Linked DNA regions of Homo sapiens: region 1 is linked to region 2. The links are chromatin loops, found by intact Hi-C in ENCODE. Cell type or tissue: OCI-LY7. All regions are shown on one strand.

Region 1 (2,500 bases), 230 kb after region 2:
GGAGAATTTCCATATTTCATAATTCCTAACCTTCATAATTGCCCTAACCGTTATAATCAACAAACAGCTTAGAAAGAAAGGTTACCAAGCTCCCCTGCCTTGGCTTATAATTTTCAGCATCTGCTTTTGATCTCCTCAGCAATCTTTTGGAGCCCCCAGCCCGTAAAATCAAAGACTAGGCAAGGAACTACACAATAATCACACTCAGTAATTTTGCTAAGAAATGAAAAAGTGAGGCTGAGAAGCAGGTGCCATTTTGTTTCACTGTTTTTACTGTGAGAGTTACTATCAAATCCTACAGAAAGATGTTAGGATCATTTTTGTGCCTTCATATATATCCTCAGATGTTAGTAATTCAATGTAGCTTCACTCAATACAGCTAAAATATTCTAGTGTATCTACCATCTGTGCATTTTTGTCAAAATGCCTTTGTGTACCTCCTAAACTCTGACTTCCTAATATAGTAGAACTTTTTATTGCAAGCTTGTATACTTTGATATGTTTTCCAAAAATAAAAGTAAAATATACATAGTAAATTAGGACTTGGCTGTTAAAAAATAAACACTAGTTCAGTACCTGTTTTGTTTCAAAAGTGAGTTCTGGTTACAATTTCACCTTAATAACATTTCTGACATCTTTGTTGACATTATCTTCTTTTAATAATCAGTATTCTCTCAATTTAGGTCATTGATTTTAGAGAAACTAAAGCATTAGTATGCATAATCCAGATTATAGAAAGATCCGTATTTACATTAAGCAGTTCCAGGGAAGCCACAGTTAATATGTAAACTACCACCCTCTTCCCTGTAAGTCCTTATCCAATCATATATTCCACTTCATCTCTCTATCACCTAGGCTGCAGTACAGTGGCATGAACACAACTTACTGCAGCCTCGACCTCCTGTGCTCAAGTGATCCTCCTGCCTCAGCATCCTGAGTAGCTGGGACAACAGGTGTAAGCCACCATGCCTGGCTAACATTTGTATTTTTTGTACAGGGGGGTTTCACCATGTTGCCAGACTGGTCTTGAACTCCTGAGCTCAAGCCACCCACCCACCCTGGCCTCCCTAAGTGCTAGGATTACAGGTGGGAGCCACCATGTCCAGCCCATAACTCTTGACATAAGGCATCTGCTGGTGCAAAATGACATTCATTTGTAAAGAAAAGGTAAACGTTATTAAGTAGGCCCTGGATGACACCCTCTTATTTTTCAACTGTTTAGTTTGGGATATGGAAAGGTAGGTATTAGACATAAAACATTATTTTCCCTTTCTTCTTGGAAGGTAATTCTTAATTGCTATATTTTTTAGTGGTTAGTTTAAAAAAATATATACACATACGGAGAATCTTCTAACAGATCAGCAACACCCAAGGGTCAAGCTGAGCTTTGCCAGTTGTACCCTGAATCCCCAATATGTGTTACTTCCCTTCCTAATAGTGGCAACTATTAAAAATACGTTGCAACTCACCCTTAAACCTGATCTCTAATGCCACCTGCTGTTGCAGTTCTGTAAGATAAAGAAGCTCTACGAATCTGCCCCAATATTATATAGCTTGACTTTCACTCTCTCATGAAGACCAGGGTAGTTCACTATTAATTATGCACATATTTGTAAAATAAAAGTCAGGTACTTATCTGACTTTGTTAGTATTTACTGGCTGGGCGCGGTGGCTCAGGCCTGTAATCCCAGCACTTTGGGAGGCCAAGGCAGTCGGATCACCTGAGGTCAGGAGTTCAAGACCAGCCTGACCAACATGGTGAAACCGCATCTCTACTAAAAATACAAAAATTAGCCAGGCATGGTGGCACACAACTGTAATCCCAGCTACTCGGGAGGCTGAGGCAGGATAATCTCTTGAACCCAGGAGGCAGAGGTTGCAGTGAGCTGAGATAACACCATTGTCTCCAGCCTGGGCAACCAAGACTGAAACTCCATCTCAAAAAAAAAAAAAAAAAGATTTACCATTACAGCTATAAATGACAGGGCCCCTACTTACCAAAGCAAACCCAAATTTCTGAAACAGAAAAATAGTCCAAAAAAGTGGTTTTATCTTTTAATTTTTCCTCTAAGAGGAATCCTACTACAAAGTAGGACCACAAACTTAAAAACAAACAAACAAACAAAAAACCAAAGAAAAATCCTAAGAAAAAATAAGTATGGTCATGCAATTCTTTTTGTTTTTTTCCACTGCGCCCGGCCTCATTATTTATATTTTCTTACTATTTACCTACAGTAAAGAACTGTCAAATTCTTGTTTTACAGCACAACTGAGAAAACCCTGTGAGACATCCTAAGTGTGCATTTTCCCTTTATTATTTACTTTGTCCCAAAAGCCTTTCTCTTTCCAGCAAATTCTGACAAAGTTGTCAACACCTAATTTTAAGCATGAGCCCTTCTTTGCATATTCTCTTGCTCACCACCTTCTCCAATGATTCTGCGATTCACATATACACTCCGTATGTATTTCTATCATGGCAGTTATCATGTCATAGCACAAT
Region 2 (2,500 bases):
GAAAGTGAATTGGAGGAGAATACCAGGCAGAGAAAATATTTGCAAAAGCATAGAGACAAGGCAGCACAAAGTCTTTCAGCATGATTGGGGCTGTGGCTTTCAAGAGAGGGACTGTCAGAAGAGAGACTGTTGAAACTAGGTCCAAATTTTTTGGGCCTGGTACACCATGCTAAGCAGCTTAAATGTACCCCTGTAGAAGATGGGAAAGCTTGATGGGCTTCAAGCAAGTGACACAGCCATAGTTGGATTTTAGGAAGGTAACTGGCAGGGAATGGAAGAAGAATTGGCCTGGAAGAGGTTGAAGACTCTTTTAGAGGTTTCCGAAGTAATTTAAGTGAAAAAATGCTGAGGGCTTGAAATGAGGCAGTGGTAATAAGAATTGGAGATGAAGGGGAGAATTTGAGATATTTAGGAATTTGTAGCACTTCGCATAGCACTGCAATTTACCTGTCTGTCGTTGGGCACAGATGAGCAGTGGCTTTATGGCTAGGCCTTTGTTTTTGTTTTGTTTTGTGTTGTTTTCCATTACTACATGGAGATGCTAAGACTAGGACTTTTGTATTCATTTTTGTTTCCTCAGCATCCACTCAATGACAGGCAGAGTTGCACTTGGTGAAGGCTGACAGAATGAATTAGGAAATTAAATACTAGGGGAAGCAGTTCGGAGGAGACCAAAAGACAAGAATATGCCTAGGACAGTGTTGAGAGAAGACGGGAGCAGGACAGAAGTCCCTGGGCGAGAGTGGAGAAGAATCCCAAAAGCCATTTCCACTTCTTCCATTGGTCCCCAATCCCTCTCCCTCCCAAGTCCTTCAAGCTACAAACCCGCGTCCGATTTTCCCGCCACTGCAGGGGGCTCCTCCTCCCTGGTTCTCAGTGGATGAAAGGCCAACGCTAGGCCACGCCCTCTCCCTGGCTCAGGCTGCGCTCCCCGCCTTCTTTGCTAAGCCACGCCCCTCTCGGAGTTCCTCCAGGATCCCGGCGTCCCAGCCCCGCCCGGTCTTGGCGCGGCCCTCGCCAGGGGGCGCCGCGCAGCCCGCCCGCCGCCCGCCAGTCTAGCACACACCCCCTCCGCCCCGCGCGCCGGCGATTCCGAGCCTACGACGCCTCCGCTAGAGCCCGCGGGGCTGCGCCGACTCCTGCTCTGGAGGGGTTGCGGGTACCTGATGGCCACAGAGGGCTCTAGGAGGCCGAGCGTGTAAGCGGGGTGGGCGCCATGGAGGCAGAGCAGCGGCCGGCGGCGGGGGCCAGCGAAGGGGCGACCCCTGGACTGGAGGCGGTGCCTCCCGTTGCTCCCCCGCCTGCGACCGCGGCCTCAGGTCCGATCCCCAAATCTGGGCCTGAGCCTAAGAGGAGGCACCTTGGGACGCTGCTCCAGCCTACGGTCAACAAGTTCTCCCTTCGGGTGTTCGGCAGCCACAAAGCAGTGGAAATCGAGCAGGAGCGGGTGAAGTCAGCGGGGGCCTGGATCATCCACCCCTACAGCGACTTCCGGTATTGGGGGCTTGGCGGGGAGGGCAGGGTACATCAATCCCACCCTCGCGGGCAGCGACACCGGGACCCGGCCCGCCCCACCCTCCACGGTCACTTCATTTCCAGCCCGGGGTCCCTTGGTGGGGCGGGAGAGTCACTTGCACCAGTCTAGCCTGGGAATTCCTGGGCGGGTATCCCCTGCCGGAGGTCCTCCGTGCCTGGACAGGCTGGGGGCACCAGAAGGGGCAAGCAGACATCAGGGGATCTCCAGAGACCTGGATTTCCTCTTTCAGGAACCCGGGACCCCATCCGGACCAAAGGAACTACCAGAGTTTGGGACCCCTGCCTCCTCCAGTCCTGCTTGCTGGAGATCTAGGAAATTATATTCTAAGTATCGGGGCCAGTCTGAGGGAGAAGCCGAGCTCCGCCATCTCCCATCCCCACACCCGCTCCTTAGCACCTGCCTAGTTCAGCATGACAGACTACCAGGAAAAATAGGGACGCTGAAGGGGGCGGGGGGTCCAGACCTCAGCTCTGGTCGCTGTCCCTAGTGCTGAAGGCGGGGGCGGCGGGGCGGGGCCGAGACTCAGAGTGACTGAGGCGGCAAAGCAGGGGCAGGACCACCACCCAGGTGACTCCCAGAGAAGGAACAGAGGGTGGGGGTGGGGCCATTTCACAGTCTCCGTCAGGGTGTACCTCTACATCAAGGTCGCTAGGGGAAGACAGCAGCCCTGTCCTTGGGGGAAATGAAGGACAGCTCTTGGATGAGGCAGGGATGTGTGCAAAGCACCTAACCTGGGGAACTAAAGAAGCAGAGAGGAAGAGGTGTGAATCTGGAGCCTCGAAATACAGTTGTAGACCCAGACATTATCTTGAATCCACATATATACACACTCCCTCTATGTCTCTCTTCCTCCCATTGTTCCTTTCACTCCTGTCTTTGCTGCCTCGTTCCCACCCAGCCAGTGCGCCTTTTCTAGTCTCCTGTGGATCTCACTCTCTTCCCTCAGTTCACTCGCAGACGGAT

Evidence for each region. Hi-C counts contacts between places; a loop is a spot of excess contacts. Peaks named below come from ENCODE experiments on the same cell type or tissue, not always from the same donor. Only the 100,000 strongest peaks of a DNase experiment are listed, where the experiment ranks them.
Region 1: a loop joins it to region 2, with 2.4 times the contacts of the local background. A loop is called at or near these places in 8 of 110 quality-filtered maps.

The regions. Positions count from the first base shown.
Region 1 is chr1:155,502,915-155,505,414 of GRCh38, forward strand. All of the region lies in intron 2 of ASH1L (ASH1 like histone lysine methyltransferase), which reads right to left. Among named protein-coding and RNA genes, the nearest start is that of ASH1L-AS1, 58 kb to the right of the region's middle. In OCI-LY7, a CTCF peak has its summit at 1,504 (motif pointing left); a DNase peak (open chromatin) is centred at 1,497.
Region 2 is chr1:155,276,375-155,278,874 of GRCh38, forward strand. It overlaps HCN3 (hyperpolarization activated cyclic nucleotide gated potassium channel 3), which reads left to right and starts at 1,089. Exons shown (of 8, transcript NM_020897.3): 1 at 1,089-1,494. The coding sequence starts at 1,217. In OCI-LY7, CTCF peaks have their summits at 1,015 (motif pointing right), 1,215, 2,216 and 2,416; DNase peaks (open chromatin) are centred at 947, 1,367 and 2,147; H3K4me3 peaks cover 2,186 bases; H3K27ac peaks cover 1,365 bases.